Regions from separate parts of the Homo sapiens genome. Here region 2 is linked to region 1. Evidence: chromatin loops called from intact Hi-C (ENCODE). Cell type or tissue: Calu3. All regions are shown on one strand. Each heading gives the region's core, and the rest is flanking DNA. Links, peaks and the distances in the headings are about the cores only.

Region 1 (16,148 bases), core at 5,392-13,391:
GCCTCCCAAAGTGCTGGGATTACAGCCGTGAGCCACTGCGCTCGGCCTTGTTTTTCTTTTTTTTGTATAGATGGGGTTTCACTATGTTGCCCAGGCTAGTCTTGAACTCCCGAGCTCAAGCGATCCACCAGCCTCAGCCTCCCAAAGTGCTGGGATTACAGGCATGAACCACTGCACTTGGCCACTGTAATACAATCTCGAACCCAGAAAGTGGACATTGGTTCAAGCCATAGAGTTTATTCAGATTTTACCAGTTACACATGCACTCATTTATGTGTGTGTGGGAGAGGGGCTCTCTGTGCAACTTTGTTACATGTAGCTTCAGGTGTCCACCACCATAATCAAGATACTTCCCTGGGGCCGGGCGCGGTGGCTCATGCCTGTAATCCTAGCACTTTGGAAGGCTGAGGCGGGCGGATCATGAGGTCAGGAGATCGAGACCATCGTGGCTAACACGGTGCAACCCCATCTCTACTAAAAATACAAATTTGGTGGAGGCCAAAGTTTTTGTATTTGTAAAAATACAAAAAAAAAAAAATTAGCCAGACGTGGTGGCGGGTGCCTGTAGTCCCAGCTACTCTGGAGGCTGAGGCAGGAGAATGACGTGAACCCAGGAGGCAGAGCTTGCAGTGAGCCGAGATTGCACCACTGCACTCCAGCCTGGGCGACAGAGCGAGACTCTGTCTCAAAAAAAAAAAAAAAAGATGCTTCCCTGGGCCAGGCACAGTGGCTCACACCTGTAATTCCAACACTTTGGAGGCTGAGACAGAAGGATCGCTTGAGCCTAGGAGTTGAAGACCAACCTGGGCAACACAGTGAGACCCTATCTCTACAAAAAATTAAAAATACTAGCTGAGCATGGTGGCACACACCTGTATTCCCAGTTACTCAGGAGGCTGAGGTGGGAGGATCACTTGAGCCCATGAGGTTGAGGCTTCAGTGAGTGACCCATGATCACACCACTGCACTATAGCCTGGGTGACAGAGCCAGACCCTGCCTCAAAAAGAAAAAAAAAGATACTGTGCCATCACCCCAAGATCTATAGCCACACTCACCCCTCCCTCGCCTATCCCTAGCTCTGGTTAATTGCTCTTTAAATTTCTTTCATTTATTTTTTTCATTAAAATTTATTTATTTCTTTACATAACAACTGTTTCGTTTTGTTTGAGACAGGGTCTCGCGCTGTTGTGTTGGCTGGAATGCAGTGGTGCAGTTATGGCTCACTGCAGCCTCCACCTCCCAGGCTCCAGTGATCCTCCCACCTCAGCCTCCTAAGTAGCTGGGACTGCAGGTGTGCACCACCACGTCCAGCTAATTTATTTTTATATTTATATTTTTAATTTTTTTTAGACAGAGTCTCGCTCTGTCACCCAGTCTGCAGTGCAGTGGTGCAGTCTTGGCCCACTGCAACCTCTGCCTCCAGGGTTCAAGCAATTCTCCTGCCTCAGCCTCCGGAGTAGCTGGGACTACAGGCACGTGCCACCATGCCCGGCTAATGTTTGTATTTTTAGTAGAGAAGGGGTTTCACCATATTGATCAGGCTGGTCTTGAACTCCTGACCTCATCATCCACCCGCCTCGGCTTCCCAAAGTGCTGGGATTACAGGGGTTAGCCACTGCACCCGGCCTATTTTTATTTTTTGTAGAGATGGAGTCTTGCTATGTTGCCCAGGCTGGTCCCAAACTCCTGGGCTCAAGCAAAGATTTGGGGCAAGGTGGTGCACACCTGTATGTAACCCTGCTACTGAGGAGCTAAGGCAAGATGATTGCCCTAGCCCAGGAGTTCAAGGCCAGCCTGAGCAACATAGGGAGACCTCGTCTCAAAAAAAAAAAAAAAAAAAAAAAAAAAAAAAAAATTGAAAGACTAAACACTTAACATAGTAAAGATGTAAATTCTCTCCAAAATTGATCTATAGGTTTACCAAAATTTCTATTAAAACCTCAGCAAGATTTTCTGAACACATAAAAGCTTATTCCAAAATTTCTGTGGGAAAGGAAAGGCTCTAGAATAGCCAAACAATATTTAAAAAGAATAAAGTGGGAGTAATCACTCTTGCAGATGCCAAGTCTTTACTATTAGCTACAGTAATTAAAACAGTGTGGTACTGGAAAAGAGATGAGTCACATTGATCAGTGAGACAGACAGAGAACCCAGAAATAGATTTATACAAATATACCCAATTAATTTTTTGTTATTGAGACAGGGTCTTGCTCTGTCGCCCAGGCTGGAGTGCAGTGGCGCGGTCTTGGCTCACTACAACCTCGACCTTCTGGACTCAAGCGATCCTCCCACCTCAGCCTCCCTTTCACAGCCCCAGTAGCTGGGACTACCAGCACGTGCCACCATGCCCAGCTAATTTGTATTTTTAGTAGGGATGGAGTTTCGCCAAGTAGGCCAGGCTGGTCTCAAACTCCTGGCCTCAAGCAATTGTCTTGCTTCAGCCTCCCAAAGTGCTCGGATTACAGGCGTAACCCACCTTGCCCGGCCTACTAAATTAATTTTTGATGAAAGAAGAAAGTAATTCAATGGAGAAAGGGGCCACCTTCTCAATAAATGGTGCTGGAGCAATTATACATTCATCTTGCAAAAATCCCACAAAAAAGATCCTGAACTAATCTTCCCATCTTCTACAATTTTTTTTTTTGAGATGGAGTCCCGCTCCGTTGCTCAGGCTGGAGTGCAGTGGCGCGATCTCAGCTCACTGCAAGCTCCGCCTCCCAGTTTCACGCCATTCTCCTGCCTCAGCCTCCTGAGTAGCTGGGACTACAGGTGCCCACCATCACGCCCGGCTAATTTTTTGTGTTTTTAGTAGATGGGGTTTCACTGTGTTAGCCAGGATGGTCTCAATCTCCTGACCTCGTGATCCGCCTGCCTCAGCCTCCCAAAGTGCTGGGATCACAGACGTGAACCATTGCGCCCGGCCTACAATTTTTAACTTATAATGGACCTTGGACTTAAATGTAAAATTACAGGACATCTAGAAAAAAAATAGGAGAAAATCTTCAGGACCCAGTCTAGGCAGAGTTGTTAGACTTGACACCAGAAGCACCATCCATAAAAGGAAATGTCAATTAATTGGACTTCATCAGAATTAACTTTTGCTCAATGAAAGACTGTTAGGAGTATGAAAAGACAAATTATAGACTGGGAGTGGATATTTGCAAGTCACATATCTGACAAAGGCATTGTATCTAAAATATATAAAGGACTCTGTAATCCCAACACTCTGTGAAGCTGCCGTGGGTGGATCACCTGAGGTCAGGAGTTCAACACCAGCCTGGCCAACACGGCGAAACCCCATCTCTACTAAAAATACAAAAATTAGCCAGGTATAGTGGTGCGTGCCTATAATCCCAGCTACTCAGGAGGCTGAGGATGGAGAATTGCTTGAACCCGGGAGGCAGAGTTTGCAGAGAGCCAAGATCGTGCCACTGCACTACAGCCTGGGCAACAGAGCGAGACTCCATCTCAAATAAATAAATAAAATAAAATAAAGAAAGAACTGTCAGACCTCAGTATTAAAAACACCAACAATCTAATCTGAAAATATACAAAAGGTATGTATAGGAATTTCATCAAAGAGGGTATACAGATGGCAAATAAACACCTAAAAAAAGTTCAGCATCGGCTGGGCATGGTAGCTCACGCCTGTAATCCTAGCACTTTGGGAGGCCGAGGCGGGCAGATCACGAGGTCAAGAGATCGAGACCATCCTGGCCAACATAGTGAAACCCCATCTCTACTAAAAATACAAAAAAAAATTTTTTTTTTTGGTGGTGTGCGCCTGTAGTCCCAGCTACTAGGGAGGCTGAGGCAGGAGAATCGCTTGAACCTGGGAGACGGAGGTTGGTAACTCTGTCTCAAAAAGAAAAAAAAGAATAAAAAAAGTTCAGCATCATTAGTCAGTAGAAAAATACCAATTAAAACCACAATGAGCTATCACTATATACCTTTTAGAATGACCAAAATAAACAATAGTGATAACACCAAATGCTGGCAAGGATGCAAAGAAACAGTTTAACTCACACATTGCCAGTGAGAATGTAAAATGATACAGCCAATCTGGAAAACATTTTGGCAATTCCTTTCAAAACTAAAAATGGAGTTACCATACAACTCAGTAATTATATTCTTTGGCCTTTGTCACAGAGAAATGAAACCTTATTTTCGTGGAGAAAATTGTACATGAATGTTTATAGCAGTTTCATTCATAATATCCCTAAACTAGAAACTACTCAGATATCTTTCAACAGACAAATGCTTAAACAGACTGTCATGCGTCCAAACCGTGAAGCACTACTCAGCAGGTAAAAAGAAAGGAGCCATCAAGACACACAACAACGGGGATGAGTTGCATGAACATTACGTGAAGCACTACTCAGCAGGTAAAAGGAAAGGAGCCATCAAGACACACAACAACGGGGATGAATTGCAAGAACATTATGCTGAGCCACTCTCAAAAAGATACAAGCGGCCGGGCGCGGTGGCTCACGCCTGTAATCCCAGGACTCTGGGAGGCCAGAGCGGGTGGATCACAAGGTCGGGAGTTCGAGACCAGCGTGGCCAATGTGGTGAAACCCTGTCTCTACTAAAGATACAAAAAATTAGCCGGGCATAGTGGCACATGCCTGTAATCCCAGTTAGTCAGGAGGCTGAGGCAGGAGAATCGCTTGAACCCAGGAGGTGGAGGTTGCAGTGAGCCGAGATCGCACCACGGCACTTCCAGCCTGGGCGACTGGGTGAGAGTCCATCTCAAAAACAAACAACAACAGAAAAAAACAGCTGGGCATGGTGGCTCACATCTGTAATCCCAGCACTCTGGGATTCTTTCTTCAAAGAAATCCACACCAAGACACATCATAATTAAACTTCTGAAAACTATAATAATATAGTAATAACAATTAATAAAAATAATTTCTTTGTGCTCTCCCCAATTCTGGAATCTGTAGGTTTATGCCTTTTGCCAAGTATGAAAAATTTTCAGCCATGATTTCTTTGAATACCTTTTTTTTTTTTTTTTTTGAGATGGAGCCTCGCTCTATCACCAGGCTGGAGTGCAGTGGCACGATCTCGGCTCACTGCAACCTCCACCTCCTGGTTCAAGCAATTCTCCTGCCTCAGCCTCCTGAGTAGCTGGAATTACAGGTGCACCCTACCACGCTCAGCTAATTTTTGTATCTTTAGTAGAGACGAGGTTTCACAATGTTGGCCAGGCTGGTCTCGAATTTCTGACTTTGTGATCCACCTGCCTTGGCCTCCCAAAGTGCTGGGATTACAGGCCTGAGCCACTGCGCAAGGCCGGTTTTTTTTTGTTTGTTTGTTCGTTTTTTTGTTTGTTTGTGTTTGTTTGTTTTTGAGACAGGGTCTGGCTCTGTCGCCCAGGCTGGAATGCAGTAGCGTGATCTTGGCTCACTGCAACCTTTGCCTCCCAGGCTCAAGGGATTCTCCCACCTCAGCCTCCGAAGTAGCTGGGACTACAGGCGCATGCCACTATGCCCGGCTCGTTTTTGTATTTTTTGTAGAGATGGGGTTTTTGCTATGTTACCCAAGCTGGTCTCAAATTCCTGGGCTCACGTGATCTGCCCACCTTGGCCTCCTAAAGCGCTGGGAGTACAGGCCTGAGCCACTGTGCTGGCTCTGGGATCCTCAATCCTATTTCAGGCTTCTGTTTCAGCAGGCAGCTGCCCAGGTTAGCATGTAGGTTCTGTCTACTTGTGGGCTTCAGTTCTGAAGGCAGTTTAGTTTTCTGAGCCCTCGCGATGTTAGTCTCCTGTGCTTTGTTTTTCTGGTGCCACCGGGGCACCCTTTCAGTCCCTGCTGGTGGGAGCAGGAGCACATCCCGGGTTGGCCCGGTGTTGCTAGATGACTTGCATGGGAAAAAGGGGCAGACGCCACTGGGTAGGGGGCAGGGAGACATGAGGCTTTGCAGATGCTGCCCCTGCAGAGCCCACCAGTGCTTTGGTGGTAGAGCAGGGTGAGGGACTCTCCCAGGCTTTGCTGCTGCTGAGGGCAGATGGCACCGTGCCAGGGTCCTGCGTGTGGAGTGAGAGCTGGGGTGACCAGGACGGCCGCTTTGCCGATCCCAACAGATTGTAGGACCCAAGGTGTGGGGCAGGGGCTGGGTCTTGAGGTTTTAATCCTGTTTCTCAGCTTTCCCCTCTTCTGGATTAGTTTACATTGTCGGAACTCTAAGTCAGTTATGGCTCAAATATCTACTTTTCATCTTCCAAACTTTCTTGTCCTTTCCCCCTCTCTGTTCTCCCTAGTTTCCTTTTGTGCGTTTCTTTGCCCATCCCCACTCCTTTACTATAGTTTTTGTGGCGTTTTGGGGATGAGAGGCTGTAGAGAATATGCCATACTAAACAGAATTCTTTCTTACAGTTTTTAATTTCCTGTATATCTGTGGTTATATCTCTTTCCTCATTCCTGACATTGTCTGTATCTGTTGCTTATTTTTCCCCCTTAAAGTTAGACTTGTCAGAGTTTTGTCTATGTTACTATATCCTTTTAATTAGCTTTAAACAATTCTTATCTCTTAAATTTTTTTTTTTAGTGGAGACGAGGTCTCACTATGTTGGCCAGGTTGGTCCTGAACTCCTGGCCTCAAGTAATCCTCCCTCCTCAGCCTCCCAAAGTGCAAGGATTACAGGTGTATGCCACCGTGCCCAGCCAGAGCTCTCTTTAACATAAGTATTTTGCTGGTGTATTTTATTGGCATTTTAGAAAGTACTCATTTATGGATGCTACTTTTGTATTTCTTTCTTTCTTTTCTTTTTTCTTTCTGTTTTTTTTTTTCAGGGTCTCACACCCAGGCTGGAGTACAGTGGCTGCAATCATGGCTCACTGTAGCCTGGACCTCCCAGGCTCAAGTGACCCTCCTACCTCAGCCTCCTGAGTAACTGGGACGATAGGTGTGCGCCACCACACCCAGCTAAGTTTTAAGTTTATTTATTTTTTATTTTGAGACAGAGTCTCACTCTGTCACCCAAGCTGGAATGCAGTAGCACAATCTCAGCTCGCTGCAAACTCTGCCTCCCGGGTCCAAACAGCTTCCCAAGTAGCTGGGATTACAGGCGCCCGCTGCCATGCCTGGCTAATTTTGTATTTTTAGTAGAAACAGGGTTTCGCCATGTTGGCCAGGCTGGTCTCGAACCCCTGACCTCAGGTGATCTGCCTGCCTTGGCCTCCCAAAGTGCTAGGATTACAGCGTGAGCCACCCGCCCAGCCTACTGTTCTATTTCATTAATTTCTTTTTTATTTTTATTAATTTCCTCCTACTCTCTTGGTATTTATTTTATTATTCATTTTCTTTCTAGAAGTAAGTGCTTAGCTGATTTGTTTTCAATTTTCTTTATTTTATAAAATTTCATAGGACTATTTTCCTGAGTTTTCCCTTGTACTCAGTAGCTCTTAACATATAACATTCTTATTTATGTTACTTTATAAATTAATATTTCACTTTGTGTTTCTTCTCTAACAAACAGTTACTTATGACATTTTAAACATTCCAGATAGCTTTGGAATTCTGGATAGGTGAAGGGAGGTAGGGGTGGAGCAGGAAGAAGCTCCCCTTGGTAGTTAATTTCTCAATTATTGCTTCATGGTGAGAAAATATTCTGTATGATTTCTACATTTTAGAATTTACTTAGATGTTCTTTATGGCTGAATAAAACAATTTTGATAAATGTTCCATGAGTATTTGAAGGGAGTGATAGTTTCTGTGAGACACTCTCACACTTGTACATCGATGATAAGGAAAATAATTTTCACTGCAGCTCTTAAAAAATAACGAATATTGATTGAGTTCACATTTTGTGCCATGCATTGTTCTGGGGTTTCTCAACCGGCTGGGCAGTTCTCTCAGGGGATGTCCTGGGCATTGCAGGAGGCTTAGCAACCTCCCTGGCTTCTACCCACCAGTCATTTCAACAAAAATGTCTCCAGACATTGCCAGCTGTCCTCTGGGTATAAAATCAGGCCCAACTGAGAACCACTGCACTATTCTAAAGGCTTACATTTATGAATCATTTAATCCTCATCACAAACCTGTGTGGTAGGTTCTCCTACTGTTATCCTCATTTTCCAAATAAGCATCTGTAAACAGAAGCCAGGTAAAGTTAAAAGTAATTTTCCAAGGTCACAGTGCTATTAAGCACCATTTGTAATTGCAAACAAAACCAGAAAACTCAGTCCCCAGAATCACCTTACGTGTCATTTGATGAATTGTGGTACGTACATACAAAGGAATGTAGGACAGATTCACTGGTTGCTTTGATTTATGTTTGATGAAGAAATTTCAGAAGCGACATTGAGAGGGAAAAAAGCAAGTTGCAGCTATCTTTCAGATGAGGAGAAAATATGCAATCTCACCTGAAATCTCTGATAATTCTAACTTCAGTTTCCCTTTGCAATTTCCTTTCCGTTCCCAGAATTTCCCTTGCGTTTGTGGGAATGGTTTGGGTCTCTTCTTCTTGGTCTTTTCCTTTCAGGAAGCTGCGTTTCCTCAAGTGTCGAGTGGCTCTCGTGCTTCCAGTCACATTTCCGTGAAAGAAACTACTGGGATATTGGGGGCAGGACTTGACGACTGACAGCCATCACCACAGCGCTGACTCTGTCCCTCAAGACCATGAGTGTACCGGGCAGACACACTTCTCCTAGCTCTGGCCAGCCTGGCACTGCCAGTCCCAGCCAGGCAGCTGGGAGGGTGCCTGAACTGCCCCTGGCTGGGTGGCCTTAAGGACCCCAGGGGGTGCTGCCAGCCATGACTCACCCACTTTCCACTTCTTTGCAGAAACCTAACTATCAGTTAACTATCAGGGTCCCCTTTTCTTTGTGTTAGGGACCCACGGGCCTGTATTCCTTTACTGTCATTTGAACGGTATTTTGAGAAAACAGTAGGCACTCAACCAAGGCACACTGCTAAGTCAGTTTCCACTCGAGTATCTGCTTTCCAGCTTCCAAGATTTTCCAAGGTTGTGTTGCTGTTATTCCCTCTTCTATTCCCACACTTGTAAGATTTTGTGTGTGTATGTGACACAGTCATACACACACACACCAGTTGTTAAAATGCTGAAATATCTGGTTAATAAACAGAAGCTTCCCTGAGCTTCAGGTGCCCCATAGCCCCAGCCTTTTCCCTGAGACCCCAGTCCCCTACACTTTGTCCTGGGTGGTGAGTGTCTTCCCGCCTTTGGCGATTTCGAGCTTTTCCTCACGTGGGAGGGCAAGGAGCTGCATGCAAAGGGGTGATGCTGAAGGCTGCACCTCCAGTTTAAAAAGGCTCCCCGGATGATTTTGACTACCAGCCAGATTTACAAGCCATTGCACAGACAACAGGGCTAGGGTTCAGACTCTTCCGCTTCCCACAAGTGGGGTTTTAGAGACGTCACCTCTCCTCTTTGAGTCTCGGCTTCTCCATCAGTGAAACGGGGATGAGGATCTCTCTTGCAGAGTTGGGAAAATTAGAAGAGATGCTGTGTGCAGCGACCCTATACCATGTGCAAGGACGCCCCTCCAGGAAGGTGGTGTAATGTACATGATGACCACCAGGTGGTGCCATTGGCATCGGTGGGGAAGCGCAGCCAGGCTCAGACTCGGGTGGGTGTCTGCAGCTCCTGCTTAGCTTTTGCTTGTTTTGTTTTTTTCTTTTAAACTGATGGCTCCCCCAGGAACACAGAATCAGAATCTCCGGGGTTGGGGCTAAAACGTATATTTTAGCAAGTGGTTTTAGTCCACACTGTGAAAATCTGTGATCTGCTGTTTTTCATAGAGATGGGGGTCTTGCTATGTTGCTGAGGCTGGTCTTGAACGCCTGGCCTCAAATGATCCTCCCACCTTGGCCTCCCAAAGTGCTGGGATTACCAGCATGAACCACCGTGCCCAGCCTCTTAAGACCGGCTATCTAGAGCACCAAGCAAGGGTGCTCTCTGGAGTAATGGGTTCTTGCCCTTGGCTCTCCCTGGCTTTGGCACGGGACCTCCATGGGTGAATGAGCCCCCGGGATTGATAGGACAGCCCCTGATGGAGCCCACTTCCTGGCTTTGATCTTGGCTGTCCCTCCATGGCGCTTCTGTGAACATCCTCCCGCCCCATCCATGCACAGCATCTGCGCTGAGGAGAGGCTTGGACCCTGCAGGCTGCAGGGAAACGCCACTGGATAAGTGACGCCTACCGCGGAACAGCCCTCAGCAGCTTAAAGCAAAGGAAGGCGTGCCAGGAGGTGCCATAGTCCATCCAGGTCAGAGATGACGGGACCTGAGCTCAGGTGGTAGAAGGAAGGGAAGAGAGGAAGACCCAAGAAGCTTCCAGGATGTGTGGGGTGGGGAGGAGAGGGACAGGTCTAGAAACGCCTCATCCCTGCAACTGTGGTTAAGGGCCAGCAGCAGCAGTAGCTGGGTTTCTTAGAAATGCAAAATCCAGTCTGTAGCCCCAACTACTTAGGAGGCTGAAGCAGGAGGATCACTTGATCCCAGGAGTTTGTGTTCAGCCTGGGTAACATAGTGAAACCCTGTCTCCAAAAGAAAAGAAAGGAGGGAGAGAGGGAGGAGAAAGAAAGAAAGAAATAGAAAAGAAAGAGGAAAAGAAAGAAAGAAAGGGAGGGAGGAAGAAGGAAAAAGGAAGAAGGGAGGGAGGGAGGAAGGAAGCAAGGAAGGAAGGAAGGAAGGAAAGAAGGAAAAAAATAGAGAAGAAAGGAGAAAGAAATCCAGAATCTTAGGCCTACCAGGCTTGCTGAATGAGAACCTGCATTTTAATAAGACCTCCAGGTGATTTACGCATGCCTTGAAGTGTGCAAAAGCCCTGGTCTACAGTGTGCAAAGCCCTGGTCTAGTGTGTGCAAAGCCCTGGTCTAGAGTGTGCAAAGCCCTGGTCTAGAGTACCAACTAAGATGCTCGCTGTTATGAGTGGGCAGCAATGACATCACCCATGGTAGAGGATGGAGAAGGAGGAGGAGCAGGAGAAAGCCAGGGGCGGTGGGGAGGGGGGTATCTGAGTTCCACTGGAGTCTCCAGAGTTGGAGGGAGCCTGAGGTTACCAGGTGCAGTGTTGGGGAGGAGCTGGGCATGTGCCTGAAGCTAGGGGAGGGCAGGGTCTTGCAGGAGGTGCAGGAGTGGGAGCTGGGGGCACACCTGTGATGGCTGGAGTCCTGAGTGCAGATGACATCTCTCTGGGAAGTGGGGTGGCACTGACAGTGCCCAGATGGCCGTGATATGGACGGAGTGGATTTGGGCTCAGCTCCTCTGACTCCATGGTTTGTGTTGTCTGCCCAGGGCCTTCCTCAGAGTTGCCTGGCCTTTGTGACAACTTGTCCACCTGATGCCTCCACGCAGTCCTTCACTGGCTTGCAGTCCCCGGGAGCACTCACGACCTTCCCGCAGCCCAGGTTGCTGCTGGGAACCCCCGCCCCCCAACCCAGGGAACTGCACACCACACCTGCTCGCTTCTGCCAGAAGCCTGAGCAGTCCCCCTTATCCCCAAGCCTCACTGATTCTGCACCCCAAATCCATCCACTTCTCTTCATTCCCACTGCCACCACCCTGGTCCAAGAACATCACCTTGAATCAGACGACACAAAGGGCTGTCCCAGGATCCAGCACTGACCTCTACAATCTACTCCAGCCACCGCAGTCAGAGGGACTGTCCCAAAATGCAAATCATTCCCACATGCTTCCGTGTGGGCATCTCTGGTGGCTTGTCACCAGGACGGTGTTGCTGCCACAACCTCTCCAGCTCTGCCTGGGTGTCTCCCCGTGGCACCAGCACCAGCCTCCCCCGTGGCCTTCTGCCTCCAGCCAGGCCGGCTCTTTTCAGCCCCAGGACTTCCCGTGTGCCCCCAGATCTCCGTAGTGGGCTCCTTCCCTACCTCCCCACCTCAGGGAGGCCTTGCGCGTCATTCCCGTTCTCAGCACCATTCCCCCACCAGGGACCCACGCTGCAGCAATGCATCTGCTCATCGCCCTGGTTATTGTCCATCTCTCCCCACAACTATCAGCTTCCTGCAGTGAGGACGGCGGGACCAGACAGACACGTGTATTCACTCTGGTGTTGAGTGACCGGCCAGCGCGTTCCGGAATCCAGAGAAATCTCAGGACCCTGGGGCTGAAGTGGTTGGGAAAAGCTTCCTGAAGGTCCTTCCTGAGATAAAGCTGGAAAGAGGGGCAGACTCTTCGTAAGTACAGACTATTTTGGGCAGGGTCAAGGGTGAGAGATGAGACTGAAGTGTGTGCACAGGAGATGAAAGAGACCAACCTGGCTGCCCGGAGCTGGATGGAAGTGCAGAGGGCCTCAAACACCAGGGTGGTGAGGCTGGATCCAACCAGAGGCCTCTGACAGAGTCCAGGTAACCCTGAGCTCTGGCCCCAATGTCCTGCTCCTGACCTCTGTGCCCTGGGCCAGTCCACATCCTGACTCACACCAGGCCCCATTCCCATCTGAGCTCACCTTGGCCTGCGTCTTCGTCTGTTTTCTGTTGCTATCACAGAATATCACAGACTGAGTAATTTACAACGAAGAGAAGTGTATTAGGCTGGCAGCGCAGGAGGCCGGGAAGTCTGAGATCAAGGGGCCAGCATCTGGTGAGGGCCCTGCTGACGTGTCATCCTGTGGCAGTAAGTGGAAGGACGGGGTGTGTGTGCTCCAGAGACAGACCAAGAAGGGACCGAACTCGCTTTGATAACAAACCCACTCCCATGATGATAGCATTGATGGGCTCAGGAGGGCCCAGCCCTTGTGACCTCATCACCTCTTAAAGGTCCCACCTCTCCGTGCTATTGCACTGGGGACTAGGCTGCCAGTGCAGGAACTCTAGGGGACACTTTTAAGCCACGGCAGCTTCTCTGTCCCGACTCCCGTGGCCTTCCTGACTTTCAAGCCCCCCTTCCTCCAGGCTAATAATCACAATTGTCCCTGTCCCAGCACAGGCCGTCAGCCCCTCCTCCACCCAGGCCAGAATCAGCGGCAGCAACCCTGGGCACCCCGACCTGCCCTGCCTGCCTGGCCCTTGGGGGACTTTAGCCACGCTCTGAGCCCATTTCCTCACCTGTAAACCGGGGTGAAGACGTTTCCTCCCTGAGCACGAAATGTTTTTCCACCTTCCTGCTTCAGACTTTCTGGACCAGTGGGGAAGAGGGGACCTCCTGGAGCTGACTCAGCACCAGAAAACAGTCCCCACCAGCTCTCTAATTTGACCCCAGATGTGTCTTTCTCCTTGAATACGGCGGGACGGGCGGCTCCCTCCCTCACCACCTCCCCTTAGAGCCCTGGATTCTTATCTTGAGTGCAAAGCAGGGCCTTGCCCCGGGGCCCCAGTACACCTCTCCTCCCTCCCATTAGTCCTTCCAGCTCACCTCAGTTCTCCACCAAAGGCTGAGCGTGCCAGCTATCCACGGGCGCCTGCCCAGGGCTTCCCGGCTGTGGCCAGGGCAAGAGGACAAGACAAGCTCTTGGACAACCCACTCCGCCCCGGCCTTCTGGCTTCTGGAAAGCCCTGGGGAATTCCAAGCTCACTGCTGGCCCCAGCCCAAGCTGCCACACCCTGCCTCTCCAGCAGCACCATAGCCTCACCCACAAATACTCTCTGCTGCCATCCATTCCTCAGCCCTGCCTCCTCCTCCAGGAAGCCTCCCTGGTGACCCCAGCCCCCAGGAACAAATAGCATTTATCTTTATGCAGAATTGCAGAACTTTTAAAATTTTATTTTTGAGACAGAATCTTGCTCTTGTCACCCAGGCTGGAGTGCAGTGGCACAATCTCAGCTCACTGCAACCTCTGCCTCACAGGCTCAAACCATCCTCCCACCTCAGCCTCCCGAGTAGCTGGGAATACAGATGCACTCCACTACACCCAGCTAATTTCATATTTTTAGTAGAGACGGGGTTTCGCCATATTGGCCAGGCTGGTCTTGGACTCCTGGCCTCAAAGGATTCACCCGCCTTGGCCTCCCAAAGTGTTGAGATTACAGATGTGTGCCACGGCGCCTGGCCTCAAACTTCTTTTACAGATTCATGCTTTGTGGGGTGTAGGGTCTCCCCTTTGTTTCTGACCAAGTGCCCAGTGTTTGGGGGCTGCCGTGAGCCCCTCCTCTGCTCCCCGTACACAGAATGGAAGCCTGGCTGAGTGCTAGACCACTCGTTTTCTGGACAGGGTCAGGCAGGCATACCTGGGAGCAACCACACCGCGCCCGCGCGTGGCTGAGGGACAGGTTTGGGAACCTTGGAAGCGCGTTAGGCCTGAAGCTCAGAATGCAGAAGCTTGAGCCGAGTATTGGGCAGCCATGGAAAATGCTGCACCGCCACCCTGCCCGGAAAAAGAGGCAAGGCAGAGAGGACTCTGCATAATGGCATCTTTGAGCAGGCCTGTCCGCAGCCACAGGGCTCTCAACGGGTGTTATCTGGTGAGAGGGTGCCAGTAGCTGTGGGGGAAGGTGCTGTGCCTGCCAGACCTGCAGCTCCTAGGCTGAGCCACTTTTGGCCAGGTCTCCCCCAACGCCGGAGCCCCAAGCCACAGGCCCCAGAGTCCCCTGTGCTGGTGGCTTTCCTGGAGGGGTGAACTTCGCTGAAAGTTACCAGGTGGCCATCTGGTTAGCATGGACAAGTCCAGCCTGGAGCTACTGAACTGGGGACACAGCCCAATCCAAGGCACCTTCTCTTAACTCAGCCATGTGCCACAACTGCCTGAAGGACTGTGGGCCAGCTCACGTTTGGACAGGGCCTTTTAGCCTCCCCCGAGCCCAGGCAGGTCATTTTGCAGATGAGGAAACTGAGGTTACAGAGGCTGACACATGGTTCTCCAGGGTGTTATGTGGCAGACGTATCTTCACTCCCCTGGTGTCTGTCCCTGTCATTTCTGGGTGGGGAAGGTGAAAGGGGTTTCCTGGCAGGAATCAGTCTGGTTCCTACAAAGGGCCGAGGCCATCATGCTGGGGCTGAGGCAGATGCCGGCCAGCAGGCTACATAAGGCGGAGAGGACCACACGTCACCCTCAGTGGCCAGGAGCACCAGTGCCAGGGCGAGCATCCTGTCAGTAGCAGGGAGGTGGGGTGCACCTAGTGTGTCTGGAGTTTGTCCCTTCCGGTGGGTTTGTAGTCTCGCTGACTTTAAGAATGAAGCTGCGGACCTTCACAGTGAGTGTTACAGCTCTTAAAGGTGGTGTGTCCGGAGTTTCTTCCTTCCGGTGGGTTCCTGGTCTCGTTGACTTCAAGAATGAAGCCGCAGCCCTTCACGGTGAGTGTTAACAGCTCTCAAAGGTGGTACAGACCCAAAGAGTGAGCAACAGCAAGATTTACTGTGAAGAGGGAATCAACGAAACTTCCACACCGTGGAACAGGACCCTAGGGAGTTGCTACTACTGGCCAGGGGTGGGGTGGGTGGCCAGCTTTTTTTATTCCTTTATTTGTCCTTGCCCACATCCTGCTGATTGGTCCATTTTACAGAGCACTGATTGGTCCATTTTACAGACTGCTGATTGGTCCATTTTACAAACCTCCAGCTAGCCACAAAGCACGGATTGGTGCATTTTTACAGAGCACTGATTGGCACATTTACAAACCTCTGGCTAGCCACAGAGCATTGATTGGTGCATTTTACAATCCTAGCTACAGAGTGCTGATTGGTGCATTTTACAATCCTCTCGTAAGACAGAAAAGTTCTCCAAGTCCCCACTGGACCCAGGAAGTCCAGCTGGCTTCACCTCTCGCTAGGGGCACCTGCAGGAGACGCAGCAGATATAGGCATCTTTGGTGAGTATCCACTCCCTCTTATGGTGGCTCCCTTAGGGCTCGTTCCTGTCCCTCTCTCAGTAGATGGGGTTCCAGCCAGATGGCCCCTTCTGTGCCCTGCAACAGGCCTGGGGCCAAGGCCTGAAGGCTGACCCATAGCATTCCTTTCCCTGTCAAAATTCCTGCTGCTGAGATGGGCACGAGTTCAACCCAGGATGACAGACACCATTCAGGGACTTTTGGAGGGAATGTTTACTTTGGGTTTATTGAGCTGGGTGTGTGGAAGTCAGAAGTGCTGGAGCCTGTGAGGGTGAAGGCAACACGAACTGCAGCTGACTGGGGGAGGTTGGGGAGTGGGGGAGGCACAGGCCTGGGGTCGGGGACGGGACCCTGGCCAGGGATGCCCAGCATCTACACATATGGTCCTTTATCCCA
Region 2 (16,148 bases), core at 5,260-13,259, 140 kb after region 1:
CACAACGGCTAACTTTCTGTTTGGAAAATTATCTTGAAATATGAATACAGAAAGTCAAGTGGAACAAAATCTTCTTGACTCATAGGCCTACCTTGAACATAAGGATTCTGCAGGGGCCAAGGGGCATGAGATGGTTTTATTCTTGCTGTCATAAAAGTAGTGCTTTTTTTTTTTTTTTTTTTTTTGAGACAGAGTCTAGCTCTGTCGCCAGGCTGGAGTGCTGTGGCACGATCTCGGCTCACTGCAACCTCCAGCTCCCTGGTTCAAGCAATTCTCCTGCCCCAGCCTCCCGAGTAGCTGGGGTTAGAGGCACACACCACCACACCCAGCTAATTTTTGCATTTTTAGTAGAGATGGGGTTTCACCATGTTGGCCAGGCTGGTCTCGAACTCCTGACCTCAGGTGATCCACCCACCTCGGCCTCCCAAAGGGCTGGGATTACAGGCATGAGCCACCGCCCCCGGCTCAAGTAGTGCTTATTTAAGGTCAAGTTCCAGCCTTACGGAGAAGGGGACCGTGGAAGCAAAGGCCCCAGCGCCTGTCCCATCTGCCCTGGGGGCTGCTGTCCCTTTCTATGGCACTCCTAGATGTGTGCTCTGCAAATCAGGGAGTGCATGGAGGTGGGGACTTCCGGATGTCCTAAGGCGGTTGGATTTCATTGCTGCCTTTTCTATTATGGACATTGCCACGCTGAAAGCTGCCTCCTGCAAGTACAGCATAGGATAAGTTCTCAGCAGTGGAACTGCCAGCCCAAGACATGTGACACAGGCTTTCTGGGGGTTTTTGTCACAGGAGGAAGAAGGGGTGCACCGTTCTTCAGCTGTGCTCAGGGAGGGGCATACCCACCTCTGCAAGCCCCTGGGAGACCTTTGTGATGCCACCTCGGTGCATCCCCCAGAAGCGTTTTCTTCCAAACACGAGCTGAGTATTTTATGAATGCACCATTTTTTTCTCTTTGAACAGGAATCTTTGCCTACATGAACTACAGAGTCCCCCGGACGAGGAAGGAGATCTTCGAAACCCTCATCAAGGGCCTGCAGCGGCTGGAGTACAGAGGCTACGACTCGGCAGGTGGGTGTGCGGCCGCCCGCCTCGTGGCTGGGGACCGGGCTCCGCTGCTGTGGTCTCACCCATCTCCACTGCAGGGGGGTTTACAACCAGGGCATTTTTTCTGCTACTTTTTAACGTCTCTTTTCAATATAAAAATAACACTTGTCCGTTAAAGAAATTCGAAAACTATGGAAAAATAGAAGAAGCAAGGGTAAAAAACCCCAGAAAACCCCCTTCATCAGAAGTCCCCCCATCAGGAAGCAGAAAGGGTACAAAGCCACAGTCATGCAGCATGAGTAAGTCCTGGACAGCTGCTCTGCCGTGCGGTGCCTGACTTGAGCAACACTGTATTTTGCACATAAAAATTTGCCAAAAGGGTAGATTTTCATATTTTTATTTTTATTTTTGTTACTCAGGCTGGAGTGCAGTTCCAAGAAATTGGCTCACTGCAGCCTCAAGCTCCTGGGCTCAGGCGACCCTCAGCCTCCTCAGCATCTGGGACTACAGGCGTGCACCACCACACCCGGCTAATTTTTTATTTTTTGTAGAGATGAGGTCTCACTGTGCTGCCCGGCGTAGCCCCAAGCGATCCTCCTGCCTTTGCCTCCCAAAGCACTGAGATTGTAGGTGTGAGCCAGTGAGCCCAGCCAAGAGGGTAGAGCTTATGCTAAGTCCTCTTATCACACACAGAACAATACATAAAGAGGGCAGGAGCAGACTCTCGGAGGTGATAGGTTGATGGCATAGACGGCAGTGGTGGTTTCATGGGGGCACACGTGCCTCCAAGCTCATCGAGTTGTAGACATTAAGTATGCGCAGCGTTGTGTTTGTCAGCCCTGCCTCAGTGAGGTGGCTTCATTAAAAAAGGAGCCCCCATCAGTCTTTGGGACCCTTCTCCGGTCGCTGTTGTCTGTGGGGGTGGTCTGTGGTGGAGGTGTTGTACGTTGATATTTTTTGTTTTTACCTAATTATAATTATGCAATTTTGTAATTTTATATTCTTCTCTTTTCACTTGGCATTTCTAGGATCCTAAACTCATTCATTCTTTTTTTTTTTTTTTCGAGATGGAGTCTCGCTCTGTCACCCAGGCTGAAGTGCAGTGGCGCGATCTCAGCTCACTGCAAGCTCCGCCTCCTGGGTTCACGCCATTCTTCTGCCTCAGCCTCCCGAGTAGCTGGGACTACAGGCGCCCACCACCACACCCTGCTAATTTTTGTACTTTTAGTAGAGACGGGGTTTCACCGTGTTGACCAGGATGGTCTCAATCTCTTGACCTTGTGATCCACCCGCCCTGGCCTCCCAAAGTGCTGGGATTACAGGCGTGAGCCACCGCACCCGGCCGATCCTAAACTCTTTCTAAGTAGCTTTCTAAGTGGCTACACAATGCTCCGCTGGGTGGCTGTCCCAGAGTTCAGGCCTCCATTCACTGCAAAGGTGGATGTTTAGTCTGTTGACCTTGTTTAATTATGCAGCCTGAGGAGAAAGGGGGAGCCCGATGGTTTTAAATCCTTGTCGACTCTTAATAGGAAGCACGTCCGATAGACGACGGGAGGAACACTAACGCAGTGGAGATACCAACGAAATATCACAATGCGAGGAGCCCTTGGGATAAATGCCCTGCCTGGGCCCATTGCCATCAGCCGAGGGCCTGGGAGCGCCTGCAGCGGGGAAGTGTCCCGAGGGGCTCACCCTAGCTAGGCAGGAGCAGGGCTGGGGGCAGCTGCGGCCTGGAGGAGGCAGGGGCTTCCTCACTTGCTGTTAAGCCTGGCCGCAGTCACAGCCTCTTTCAGAGCAGATTTCCTGAAAACTGTACAGCTCTCCAACCTGCCATAAACGGACAGCCCGGGGCATGCAGCCCTGACCCTGCGGAGCACCTGTGCCAAGTGTGTGAGAAAAAGCTTTGGTTGCAATATAACAAATGCTGTCTACATCACAGGTGTGGCGATCGATGGGAATAATCACGAAGTCAAAGAAAGACACATTCAGCTGGTCAAGAAAAGGGGGAAAGTCAAGGCTCTCGATGAAGAACTTTACAGTAAGTGGAGGACCTCTGAGTGGGAGGAGCCGCTGCAGCGCCGGCCGCTTTCTAGGACCGTATTCCAACAGCGCCGGAGAATGGAGATTCTCCTTTGTCCCAGCTCAGATAAACAGAGGGAGGGCTAAGCCCGTGCTGTAAAACCGGGCTTCGCAGGGTATGGGATGGTTTATTTTAGGTGGTGGCGGCGCATGGATAATTTTTTTAAGTGTGAAGGGTTACATACAGTAGTTATTTTAATTATTCCAGCAAATGATACTGCTTCTCTGTTTATGGTAGGGATATATCATTTTCTTTTTAAAGCAAGTTTATTTCTGTGAAGAAGTGAGCTAAGCTACAGACAAGTAGTAAATAACCTTCAGCACGGGTGGTTTGTGGGCCTGCGCGGACTCCCAGGGTGGGAGCTGGTGGGGAGGTGCCATCGGTGTGGGTGACGTGACTTGGGTAACGACACCAGGTTGCACTCACAGTCCTGGGTCGAGGCTTGTTGTTCAAGTGCGGCAAACTGATTTTCCTTTCATTTAGAACAAGACAGCATGGACTTAAAAGTGGAGTTTGAGACACACTTCGGCATTGCCCACACGCGCTGGGCCACCCACGGGGTCCCCAGTGCTGTCAACAGCCACCCTCAGCGCTCAGACAAAGGCAACGGTATGTGGCATGCTTCCCCGTCCCCATGGTTCCACCTCACCCTGAGCTGTGTCAGGGCCAGTGCCCGCCAAAGCAGGTTCCGCGCCCACCTCTAACTGACTTCTCAGCCTACTTCATCTTCCCAAGAGAATGCGGATGTCCCCTCTCCCAGAGCTCTGCCAGTGGCCTGGGCCTCAGTCAGGAGGCAGGCAGCCTGGTCCTAGGGTGGTGCTGGCCTCCCAGGAGTGCACAGGAAAACGATGGCACTTAACCAGGAGAGCTGCTGGCTCCTTGGAACCCAGCCCATGAGTGGGATGAGGCCGCGTGAGGGACTGAGGGGCCTGGGCACTGTTCCTCCCCAAGTGACGGAAATGCTGCAGAAGGGTGTACCCTTCAGGCAAGGATGGGTTCTGTCCTTATGCAGCTAAACCTGTCTTTTCCCCACAGAGTGGTCCAGGTGAGGGCAGGGGCTGTACTGGTCTTGATTGGTGCCACCAGACACACCGTGGGCCCCAGCGGGAGACCTCAGCAGCCAGGGGCTTAGGGTTTGGAGAAGTAGGGGCCGCAGCCCGAAGCCCAGGGGCTCTTCCCAGGTGGAGAGCCCTCAACTCAGCTTGCTTCATGTTCTTAAAAGTTGAGAACCACTGTGCATAAAAGTCCAGACTTCTGGCATCACTTGAAAAACTGGAGGATCTGGAAACACTGAGCTGACAGCACGTTGGAGCACCACAGATTGGCAGAGGGCCAAGGTTGCTGCACCTGCTGTCCTTGGTGGGTTTCAGGCTCTCCTGTTCGCCCAGTCACCCCCTCAGGCCAGCTCACAGGTCTGTGTCACTTGCATGGGTCGCCAGGACAGTTCTCCACGCGTGATTCTCTTAAATGACACCCTTGCCCCCTCTCATGGGGGAAAGACTGGTAGGTCTGCAGCTCCTGGTGGCAGTTCTCAGGGGTCTGTGGTCAGCCCCAGGGCGCCGGGTCCCCTGCAGTGGGATGCAGTAGGCATGGAGCAGAAGAGAGGATCTAATCCCTGTCTCCTCCCAGGCCTCCAAGGGCAGGCAGGAGTCTAAGACATAAGCTGGGCCTTCCAGGGGGTCCCCCACTCTAGGTGAGGCCTGGTCCAGTCACGAGCCCCTGAAGCCCCCAACCTGGACATGCCAGGGGAGGGTGTACAGCAAAGACAGTGATTTCTGAAGTCAACTGGACCCCCCAACCCAAGACATCCTCTGGCATAGTGTAAGTTCGTGCCAAGCCTAATGTTAGATAGGACCAAATACATCAGAGCAGTTACTGGGAGCTTATTAGCAGGCACTAAGCCTTGACACTTGACAAGTCCCACTGCGGTTAATCCTTGTGGAAGTCAGGCCACAGGAGAGCAGCACCAGCCTGCTTGGTGTCCCCCACCCACTGCTGATCAGTGGTTCTCCGAGGCAGTGTAACTGGGCGGGATGGGCAGGCACCCCCACCACCCACAGAAAGTGCAGTGGTGCTGCTTCTCCCCAGAGCACTCTGCAGGGCCTCACCAGCTCACCCCGCCCAATTTGGAAGGGAAGGCGTCCCCCAGAAAACGGAAGGAGAGCCCCATCCACCCTGCTCAGCAGAGCAGCTTGGTGGTAGCACAGGAGCCAGGGCTACTCATGCATCCTAGTGATCAGGGTCTTGAGGGAGTGAGGTTTTTGCGAGGGCCTCTTCCTTGGGTCTGGCTCATGCCCTGAACCATAGGGCATTTCGTGACTGAGGCACACACCCTATGTCCAGGAGGAGGACAGCAGACCCCATGGTGCTGAGGACCTAGAATGTACATCTGGCCAGAGCCCAGGTCAAGTGCAGAAGCTGGTCCCTGGGGCAGTCGTGCTGGCCGAGAAAACACTGCGCCCAGACCATGTGCCCTGAGATGTTGCCACTTTAGCCACAGCCTCCTGCCCTTCCCAGTGATAAAATGAACCTCATTGGAAAATCCCCCACTTCAGTGTAGATGATGATTCTCATTGTGTCCCCAAAGCAGGGAGGCTCCCAGGAGGCCCACCCACACCCAAACTTGGACACTCCAGCCCTGACTCAGGATGAGTAATTGAAAAGAAAACAACAGGACAATAAGCAAAGATTTATAAAATTTCTTTGACACTCAGCAGTGATAGCTGAAGAGCATGCTTTTAAGGAAGTCTGAACGCCCAGCAACTATACCACACAAGGAAATTACACAAAGATTCTGCAGAGACAACATGGATTCCAGAAAACAAATTAATGATAGGATCATAGACTGAGATGAAAGAAAGTGTAGCAGAATTAAGAGAATAATGTAAAGAAACAATATCACCGGCCAGGCATGGTGGCTCACGCCTGTAATCCCAGCACTTTGGGAGGCCGAGGCGGGCGGACCATGAGGTCGGGAGATCGAGACCATCCTGGCTAACACGGTGAAACCCCATCTCTACTAAAAATACAAAAAATTAGCCAGGCATGGTGGCGGGTGCCTGTGGTCCCAGCTACTCGGGAGGCGGAGGCAGGAGAATGGCGTGAACCTGGGAGGCGGAGCTTGCAGTGAGCCGAGCTCGCGCCACTGCACTCCAGCCTGGGCGACAGAGTGAGACTCCATCTCAGAAAAAAAAAAAGAAAGAAAAAGAAACAATATCACCATAGATATAAAAAAATGGAGAAGGGGATGGACGTGGAGCCAGTTAATATGGATCCAACATATGGGTAACTGGTGTGCACAAGAAGCGATCAGAGCACAGAGCAGTAAAAAATAAATAAATAAATACATAAAAAATAAAGCTGAGCTGTGGTCAGCACATCTGTTGAAACTGGGCTTTTCTTATTTAAGCCCTCCCATTTTTGGGTGTGACCTCACAAAAACAAACACTACAATTTTTTTAAATAGAGGAAATCATGGTGAGAATAAAGAAAAAGAATAATGGAAAAGATTTCAAAAGATGCTGTGGGAGAAATCTTTCCCGAACTGAAGGAAAACTTGAGTTGGATATCCAAAGAAGGGATCAAAAATAGTCAATAGACCAGGCACAGTGGCTCAAGCCTATAATCCCAGCACTTTGGGAGGCCAAGGTGGGTGGATCGCCTGAGGTCAGGAGTTCGAGACCAGCCTGGCTAACATGGTGAAACCCTGTCTCTACTAAAAAAATACAAAAATTAGCCGGGTGTGGTGGCGAGCACCTGCAATTCCAGCTACTTGGGAGGCTGAGGCAGGAGAATCGCTTGAACCCGGGAGGCAGCAGTCGTGGTGAGCCAAGGTCACGCCACTGCACTCCAGCCTGGGCAACAGAGTGAGATTCTGTCTCAAAATAATAATGGTAATAATAAAAACAAATAAGACTTCACAGTGATGCTTTGAAAAAAATAGTCAATATTTATGAAGCGTATCCCACATCTAGACACCTCCTGGTGGAATTATTGAACCTCAAGGGTAATAGGGAATCTTTCTGTCCTCTAGGGGGAGAGGGAAACGGAGCTACTTGCCCAGAAAAATTCTCAGGCTGGCCTTGGATCTTTCCCTCAAGGCACTCATATGCGGGCTATTCATTGAGAAAATGCAGTGGGGTGGAGGCAGACATCCCTCACCGCATCCCCCGCATCCCCCTGCTCCCCCCGCCCCCCCGCCACCTCCCCGCCAGGATCAGCGGGGTGCTACCTGTGCAGGAAGCCGCCCGCGTGAGCTGGGTTGTGCGGCAGGAACTGGGGAGGTGGGAAAAGCTGCAGCTGGCAGATCCTGCTGTGCAGGAATGTGGCTGAGCCTGGGGATGCCAGAACTTCTGGGATTTTTCCCCCAAGGAAACCAGGATTTTAAAGTGAACACTCAGAATTTTAAAAACTCAAATATTTTTACAACACAGTGTGGGTCAAACACAGCACGGTGCTGGACTGTTCTTTGCGACCTCTTTGTGCCTAAAGCCAGTTGAGAGTGCCTGGAATCACTTCTGGAACGAAGGGCTCATCATCCCCGTGGGACATGAACCCCAAAGCCTGTTTGATACTATAATAGCGCACAGGGGAGAGCTCTCTGCACGGTCAGGCTGGTGGCTGCTGGTCACTGAAAGAGGGATGTGTATTTCCTCCGGATCCCATTGTAGTAGCCGCTGCCCTAGACATCCCTGGTGCTAATCCCTGGTTCCACTGTAGTTGCTGCCGTAAACATCTGTGCTAATCACTGTAAACAAAGTGTGCTTAACAGAAGTCTTGAGGCCTGGAGTTTGCAGAGAGTTCTCAAGCCTTGAAATCATCTCTCTTCACATCTGACATGAACCTCCTTCTCAATAGCATTTCTCTCTTAACTTTTCTTTCAGAATTTGTTGTCATCCACAATGGGATCATCACAAATTACAAAGATCTGAGGAAATTTCTGGTAAGATGCTTCCCCTAGGTGATGTCTCAGTCCGGTGGGATTGGTCTCCCCAGAAACTTTCCAGCCAGCTCATTTCCTTGCGGAAACCAGTGTGGGAACTGAGTGAGACCCACACTCAGCCACGTCACCGTGTTGAGAAGAAACCTCTGCCTTGGCTGAGCCAGGCCCTGCAGATCTCGTTTGAGGAGATAACAGGGCATTAGTGTTTATCTCAAGGGCCACTGCAGATTCCCAGAATCAAAATAACAGGAGCTTCGTTTTATTAAACTGTCTGCATTATATAACACAGCGACTCGTATACCGGCGGAGTTGGGACGGAAAGTCAGACAGTGACTGTCTGAAGTTTGAAAGGCTCTGTGGTGTTAGTTGGGATGTGGGTGGGTTTGACTCAACGTATTTTATCATTTTGACTGCTGTTATTTTGCAATGTCCAGATTAGTGGCAAGGGTGAGCTTCTGAGGTGGGATGATCTCAGGGCCTCCGGGAGTGACTCAGAGGTATTTGGCTGTGATGCTGGCAAACATTTTTCCCCCCTTCCCGGTTTTCCCTGTTCTTGACTTAAGTCACTCCAAGGGCAGATCACCAGGGAGGAGAGGGAGTTGGCCAGGCAGGCATTGTGCAATGACCAATCTCTCACACTGTGCCGACTGCATATTCCAGGAAAGCAAAGGCTACGAGTTTGAGTCAGAAACAGATACAGAGACCATCGCCAAGCTGATTAAATATGTGTTCGACAACAGAGAAACTGAGGACATTACGTTTTCAACGTTGGTCGAGAGAGTCATTCAGCAGTTGGTGAGTTACAAATCCCATCTGTCTAACTCATTCCTTCATTCTTTCATTAAAAACATTTTTTTCAAGCAGCAAGTGCCAAGGAATCCTTCATTTTTTATAAGCCCTTGTTAGACAAACTTGCACAGAGTCCTGGGGATAAAAGACAGCCCATCTGCAGAGCCTGGCCTTAAGATGTTACACTCTTGTAGAACTGGAAGACGTTCTGTGGTTTGGGTAGTCAACATCAAATAGAAAGTGCCCTGCTTCATCGTGACACTTCTGAAATTGTGACTGGCATTAGAGTCCGTGGCTTTTTATGATGCACACGTGAGCTTGGTGGTGGTGTGCAGAGAGAGTTGTGGTACCAAGCGAGGATGTGTTTCTAGGTTTTTCTTTTTTGAGACAGAGTCTCACTCTGTTGCACAGGCTGGAGTGCAGTGGTGTGATCTTGGCTCACTGCAACCTCCACCTCCCAGGTTCAGGCAGTCCTCCTGCCTCAGCCTCCTGAGTTAGCTGAGACTACAGGCACGCACCACCACACCTGGCTAATTTTTGTACTTTTAGTAGAGACAGGGTTTCACTATGTTGACCAGGCTGGTCTCGAACTCCTGACTTTAAGTGATCCACCTGCCTTGGCCTCCCAAAATGCTGGGATTTACAGGCGTGAGCCACTGTGCCTGGCCTGTTTTTGTGATAGGTGATATCACAGCATGTCTGTATGTGGAACGGAATGGCCCAAAAGAGGGAGAGAGGGAGAGAGATTGGGGACATCCCAGAGGACAGGGCCCAGGGAGAAGAAGTCCCTGAGAAGGGAGCACACACTGGGCGTATTGTCCAAGGGGAGGCCCCTACACTGAGGAGGAGGTGGAGCAGACACAGGCCCATGCAGGGTGCGGGAGGACGAGAGGGGTCCGGGCCTCTCAGAGCCCATCCTGTCAGACAGCAGTGCCACCCAGTAGCTCCCCCAGGGCTGTGGCAGCCTGGACACTGGCCCAGAGTCCAGAACATCTGGCAGGCACCATCCTGTAGTGTAAAATACATCATTCTTGAGCAGGTGTTTTCAGAGTCTGATTTAAAAAGTAAGTCTACTGTTGAAGCCTTTTTGTCCTCTAACTCCCGTTTTTGGAGGTCCATCATTTAGAGGACGTGTTTATAAAAAACAGCCTATCCCACATTTAATGTGCTGGATAAGGTACAGTGAGCCAATTAGGTATTACAGCATGCTGTTTCTTCTTTTCCATTTTTATTTTGAAATTTCAGAAATACCTCTCTCATAATGACACTTTTAAACTTAAGACTTTTCCTACCTGGGACAGTACCGGGCTCTTTTTGGCAGAGAACGTGCAGTGTTTTTCCATTCAGTCCTATTTTATTGTTGACAAAAGCACCAGGGTCTGCCTGAAGCCCCCTGGTTTGGGGCAGTTTGAAAGCCCCAATGAGGCCTGGGGACGGTGACTCAGGTTCCTGGCCCTGTAGCTGAGTTGGCAACCTGGACCCGACACGCTGACCACCCGGGGCCTGGGGCTGCCCGTGGCTTCCACACTTGGAGGATTTCTTGTGGAAATTCAGATTTGCAGCTGGTTATATATAACTGAGCTCTGCTAGGGTTGCGGTAAGTTAGTACAGGATGGTCAGGACGTGGGGGAAGAATTTACACCAAGAATTTAAGTCAAAAAACCATCTGGCCTCTTGTGTTAGGAGAGCTGGATTCTAGTTCTGGCTTTGCACAAACCAACCAGCTGAGGCCCAGAGGGCAGGTGGCAGTCGTATCCATGGAAAGGATAATAGCAGTAACGGTCATGACAACCTGTGCTTCTCTTGGGTCTCCGGATGCCAGGCTCAGTGCATTAGCTTATCATCGTCACGGAAGCCCCGCCAGGTGGCGCTGTTCTCACTTCCTTCACCGATGAGGAGAACGAGGCGCCAAGAAGGCTAAAGGGAGAGCCCAGTGCAGGGGTGGAGCCAGGATTTGAACCCAGGCCCTACCGTGTGTTGAGCTAAAGTGCACTTCACAGGGGCTTGCTGAGTAGGTGCTGTCCCTGAGCAGGGCAGGGAAGCCTGGTCCCAGCTATCATTTCCTGTGACTCTCACTGCCCCGTCTACCCAGCTGGCACCCCTGCCGGGCTCCCTGTGGGCCTGGGCAAGCCGCACATCGCTCACCGTGGAATTCACATGTTCTGGTTTGTGGTACTTCCCGTGGCACCGTCTGTTTTGCTTTCCCTCGTGATGTCACCCCGGATGCGCTGTTCTGCACTCAGCTCCCCGAGGGACCCCAGGACCTCCCGCCATCAGGAGGGGCCCAGGGAGACGCACCTGGGCTGTGGCCAGGCTGCAGCAGCGGCTGCTGGAACGCGTTGACCCTCACTGTTTGTGTGTTTTCAGGAAGGTGCATTCGCGCTGGTTTTCAAGAGTGTCCACTACCCAGGAGAAGCCGTTGCCACACGGTGAGGCAAAACACACTGGCATTTCCCATAAGAAAGAACGAAAATAAAATCACTTAGCTGGAGGGAGACGGGAGAGGTAGGGCCTGTGGCACGCTGAAAGGTGCTCGTGGTGTCTAAAGAACAACTGTGGCTCAGCCCCGGGGACCGCGCCCCACCATCTCCATGGCTGGTGGTGCTACACTTCTGAATTAAAAAAAAAAAAAAAGAAACCAGAAAGTTGGATTTGTGTTTGAAATCTCCACAGATTTTTAGAGGTGGGCAACAAATTCCAGTTATAAATAAAATCGTACAGACAGGGCAGATCCAGGTTTTGTGGGGCTTGAAGCCTGTACAATGTGGGCCCCCCTTTAAGAAAAAGCAAAATTATGAACATGAAACTAGGGAGCAAAGTGAATATTGATTTGGATCCAGTACAGCAGAGGCCTTGAAGGCCCGGGGCTCAAGCTTCACCTTCACAAAGGAGCATGCCAGGAATCGGCTCAGAGAGCCTGCTTGCCCCAATGTGTCCCTCTGTTACGGTGGGCCCCCAGTGCTGCATGGATTTACAGAAGCAGGTTAAGTGCCATCCTGTTTATATTCACATAGGTTGATCATCCATCCAACCATGCAACTAATATTTACTGTGCACTTACTGTGTGCTGGGCCCTGGGGACTTAGTGACATCTGACCTGGTCCCTGCCTTGAAGGGCTGAACAGTTGTACAGGAGGGCAGAGAAGGGCAGAGGATAGTGATGCCCTGTGCCCGGCCCCAGCACAGGATATCACCTTACCTGGCAGGGGGGCAATGGCAGGTAGCCCCAGGCAGGCAGTGGGAAGAGGAACCAGCATGAGCAAAGGCAAGGGGCCCAGAGGGAGTGGGACCTCCCAGGATCCCCGTTGGCAAGGTGGGGGCATGGTGCAAGGGCATTGGTGGGACGGAGGCGTTCTAGGCCCAGTGTGTGTTTACTGACACCTGCTGTGTGCCAGGCATGGGAGACAGTGGTGAGCAAGGTGGTATGGACACTGCTCCAGGGCCTCAAAGGCTGTGGGGAGTGGAGAGGCGGACAGAGGCCGGCTCTAAATGGCCTCAGTGCCCTGTGGGCTGCGGGCTTCATCTGAAGCCCCAGGGGAGCCATCTGGAATGAACCTGTGGCCTGGGAGACGGCCGGAGAGGGTGAGGCTGTCTCTTCCAGACTGGCGTAGTATCTCAGCAGGAAACAACAGGAATTTATCATCATTTTTTTTAACCTTTTCTAAAACTGGAACTAATTTGCCATTTGGAATTTAATTCCTTCAATTCATAGAATTATAAAATACCAGTTGGTTCCTATCAAATTTAGAAGCCCTTTTTAAAATCCAATTTTATCATGATTTACTATTTTAAATGAACTCAGAAGAAGGCAGCGTGAAGAAGCAATAAAGCTTTATTTTTCTAAATTGCCTATAACTGAGGGCTCTATAACCTGCAGTACAATCTTCGGGTTGTCTTGGGAGAATTATATGTCTCAAGGTCTAGAGAAACCACAGAGCTCAACCTACAGCAATAAAATTTGGGGGAGTCATTTGCCAAGAAAATTAGATATCCACCTACTTTCTCACTGCCATTATTATAAACTATTTATGCTAGTTCCCCACTGGCCCCAGAACTATGTCTCAGATTTGCTTTACACAATAAATGATTAAAATATTCAAGGTGTTCATAGCACCTTCCTCAAAGCCCCAGACTTTGTCCCCCGCTTTGAGAAGCCATAAGTGGGGTCCAAACAGGCCAACGTGACTGGAAAACAAGGTCTGTTATTGTTGAAGAAAAATTTAGGAACTGCATTGAGTCAGGCTAACAGATTATGGATATATGTGGACTGGATTCAAGCCGATGAGCAAGCACTTCATTAGTTCATTGATCTAAGTTAGCAAGAAATCACCTAAGGTAAAATGTTACTGGATTGTATTCCAATTCATGTGTTTGAAACAGCTCTCTTAAATTGTCTTATTACAGTGTTCGTCGGTGTTTTCTTCTTATTAATAAATTAATGTGTAGAGGGGAAAGGCACACATCCTTTCGTAACTACTGCACTTTTACCTGCCTGGTTTTGAAGAACCGCAGGTTTAGAGCGCATGTGTTACCAGAGTGAGCCTCTTATTTCTGTGCACACCTATGGTAGATTTTATTTGCATGCTATAATTTATAAGAATGAGCAAAGGATTAGATTTTGGAATCAGGATATCATTTAAATCATGAGATCCTTTTATTTATTTATTTATTTATTTATTTAGAGATGGAGTCTCGCTTTGTCGCCCAAGCTGGAGTGCAGTGGCACGATCTCGGCTCATTGCAACCTCCGCCTCCCGGGTTCAAGTGATTCTCTTGTCTCAGCCTCCAGAGTAGCTGGGATTACAGGCACCCCCCACCATGCCCAGCTAATTTTTGTATTTTTAGTAGAGACAGGGTTCCGCCATGTTGGCCAGGCTGGTGTCAAACTCCTGATCTCGTGATCTGCGCGCTTCAGCCCCGCAAAGTGCTGGGATTACAGGCGTGAGCCACTGTGCGCCCAGCCAAATCATGAGATCTTCATCACGTCCACCACTAGAAGTTGTGAATCAGAGGAAATATCCTAAAGCTCTTTCCTAAAGATCCCCTGCTGAGGTGCTCAGAGAGCCGGGCTGCAGTGGCTGAGACAGTGACGCTGGGACAGGAGGCCTGAGTGAGGGCCCCTCACCTTGGCCAGCTGCAGACTCCCTGAGATTTTGCCTGTGACAGTTATTGTCCTCTTTATGATGAAGTCTACCTGGTGCGGGGTGAAGATTCTAAACTTCCATCCACGGGGTGTCACTTTGGCAGAGACAAAAAACCACCCAAGAAATCACCTTATGTCACCTACAAAGTAGAGAATATACAAAAGTCAGTCAGACTAGTGCCCACTAATGCTAGAGAACTGGGCTAGGGGAAGGGAAGGAACAACAGGGGGTCTTTGGGCAGATGGTGGGTGCAGAGCCCTATTGTTATAGGGATGCGCTGCCGTCGAGGCTGGGTGGAGACCTAGAGTGCCCCTGTGCCCCACCAGCGCCTCCTCTGCTGCCAAACGCTCAGCCTCCGCCATCTAACCTTGTGGGTTGGTCACATGTGGGGACTTGACTGGACTGGAGGAGGCCCGGCCTAGGAGGGTGGGAGTGAGACAGGTTACCAAGCTTTCTGGGCAGGTGGGTGATGCCAAGTCAGGGACCTGGGACTCAGGAGCTGGCCTTTCCATCCTGTGCTCCAGGCGTCCGTCCTGTGGGACCTAAACAGGATCCTCCACCACTGGGAAAGGGCTAGATTTGGGGATCCTACCTCAGATGCTGGGCAGACACCCAGCACTGGGCGTCAAAGGCAATGGGTAATGGGATGCCTCTTTCTCCCTACAGGAGAGGCAGCCCCCTGCTCATCGGAGTCCGGAGCAAATACAAGCTCTCCACAGAACAGATCCCTATCTTATACAGGACGTGTAAGTTTCTCAAGAAGTACCGGAACAGCACAGCTGCTGGTGTCGCAGGACTCGGCAGCTGCTCTGGCACAGTCAGCTCCCCTCTGAGGCAAGGAAACCCCACTCTGAGCCAGACCCAACAGGCGCACAGCTCCAGGTCTAAAAGGTTTTTGTGCAACTGAGACTTGGCTCCATTTTTTTTAAGCTTTTTATCATGGACATGAATTTATCATGATTTTGTATATTGTCAAACATACACAAAAGTGCCATTGTATAACGGCAACTGGGCTTTGATGTGAGTGCTTCTTTGGTTTGTTTTTGTTTGCATTCCTCTCACACTGTAGCCATTTAAATGCTTTTGCAGTGGTACTGTGCTATTGGGGGATCTTTTACACGATTTGGCTGACACAGCCAAAGCTAAAAATTGCAAATTTCTCCCACACATATTCAGAGGGGAAATTGGTTCCTTGCTGCATATTATGCAAACAAAACATCCCAGTGGGATTTGCAACCCATTCCTCCATTTGCTAGGCACTCTGGAGAATGTGAAGAATATCTGTAAGACACGGATGAAGAGGCTGGACAGCTCCGCCTGCCTGCATGCTGTGGGCGACAAGGCCGTGGAATTCTTCTTTGCTTCTGATGCAAGGTAACTGAGCCTTCTTCTCTTCGCTTCCTGGGATTACATAATCAAAGAATGCCTGTCTAAACACTGCCGGTTCTTATTCATCCTTCCATGTGAGCTATCGTGGCTCAGCAAGTCGCAGGGCCAAAGAAGAGTTCAGCCATCCCTGGGCCTGGGCCTGGAGTCCTTGTCCTAGGAGCACCTGCATGACTGTGGTAGGCAGCCCTGGTGGCCAAAGGCCAGATGCACTGGTGGGCACAGTGCTTCGAGCCTGCACAAAATGAATGGGTTAGTTGCCAATGTTGTAAAATTTGGAGATTTCACAGAGAAATCTGAAATCTCTAGCTTCTCTGGAAGAACTAGCAGATCGGGGCATGCTGTGCAGCCCTCTCTCAGGTGGCAGGTGTCTGGATCTGCTCAAAGGCTGCCCCCTTTAGATGAGACAACTGTGTCTAGACCTCAGTCCCTCCCATGCCCCTCCCTGCCTTTGCCTGGGGTGAGACCATTTGTGAAAGACAGAGCCAAGACACAGGGAGTTTTTCAATTGATTCTAAAGTCCATGCTCTCATCAATCCACTGAATAATGATTTTGAAATTTGAGAAATTCTGCTTTATACTCATTTCAGAAAAAAAAAAAGTTATACACACACTCACACACACACAGAGAGAGAGAGAGGGAGAGAGAGAACCAGAGCACTTTCCTGCCATTTGAAGTAGAAAACTGCTGTAATCACCTCTGGTACCTTCTTCAAAGACCCAAAGGCTTGGGCCTTTGTTATGTTTCCATTCTTGATGG

Evidence for each region. Hi-C counts contacts between places; a loop is a spot of excess contacts. Peaks named below come from ENCODE experiments on the same cell type or tissue, not always from the same donor. Only the 100,000 strongest peaks of a DNase experiment are listed, where the experiment ranks them.
Region 2: a loop joins it to region 1, with 4 times the contacts of the local background. A loop is called at or near these places in 7 of 110 quality-filtered maps.

What each region holds. Positions count from the first base shown.
Region 1 is chr5:180,464,561-180,480,708 of GRCh38, reverse strand. It overlaps LOC102725231 (a long non-coding RNA gene), which reads right to left and starts at 13,476. Exons shown (of 4, transcript XR_941323.2): 1 at 13,345-13,476; 2 at 13,038-13,107; 3 at 12,440-12,598. LOC124901153 (a long non-coding RNA gene) reads left to right here and starts at 15,413. Exons shown (of 2, transcript XR_007059087.1): 1 at 15,413-15,734. RefSeq lists enhancers at 5,353-5,884, 9,446-9,645, 12,447-13,646. In Calu3, for the core only: a CTCF peak has its summit at 9,538 (motif pointing right); a DNase peak (open chromatin) is centred at 9,568.
Region 2 is chr5:180,323,416-180,339,563 of GRCh38, reverse strand. It overlaps GFPT2 (glutamine-fructose-6-phosphate transaminase 2), which reads left to right. Exons shown (of 19, transcript NM_005110.4): 2 at 964-1,071; 3 at 2,987-3,085; 4 at 3,611-3,736; 5 at 8,011-8,069; 6 at 8,730-8,864; 7 at 11,226-11,287; 8 at 14,669-14,748; 9 at 15,259-15,376. Among named protein-coding and RNA genes, the nearest start is that of GFPT2, 22 kb to the left of the region's middle. RefSeq lists enhancers at 2,336-2,879, 4,784-5,771, 6,760-7,747, 8,738-9,725, 9,726-10,715 and 2 more. In Calu3, for the core only: a CTCF peak has its summit at 10,742 (motif pointing right); DNase peaks (open chromatin) are centred at 8,623 and 10,743.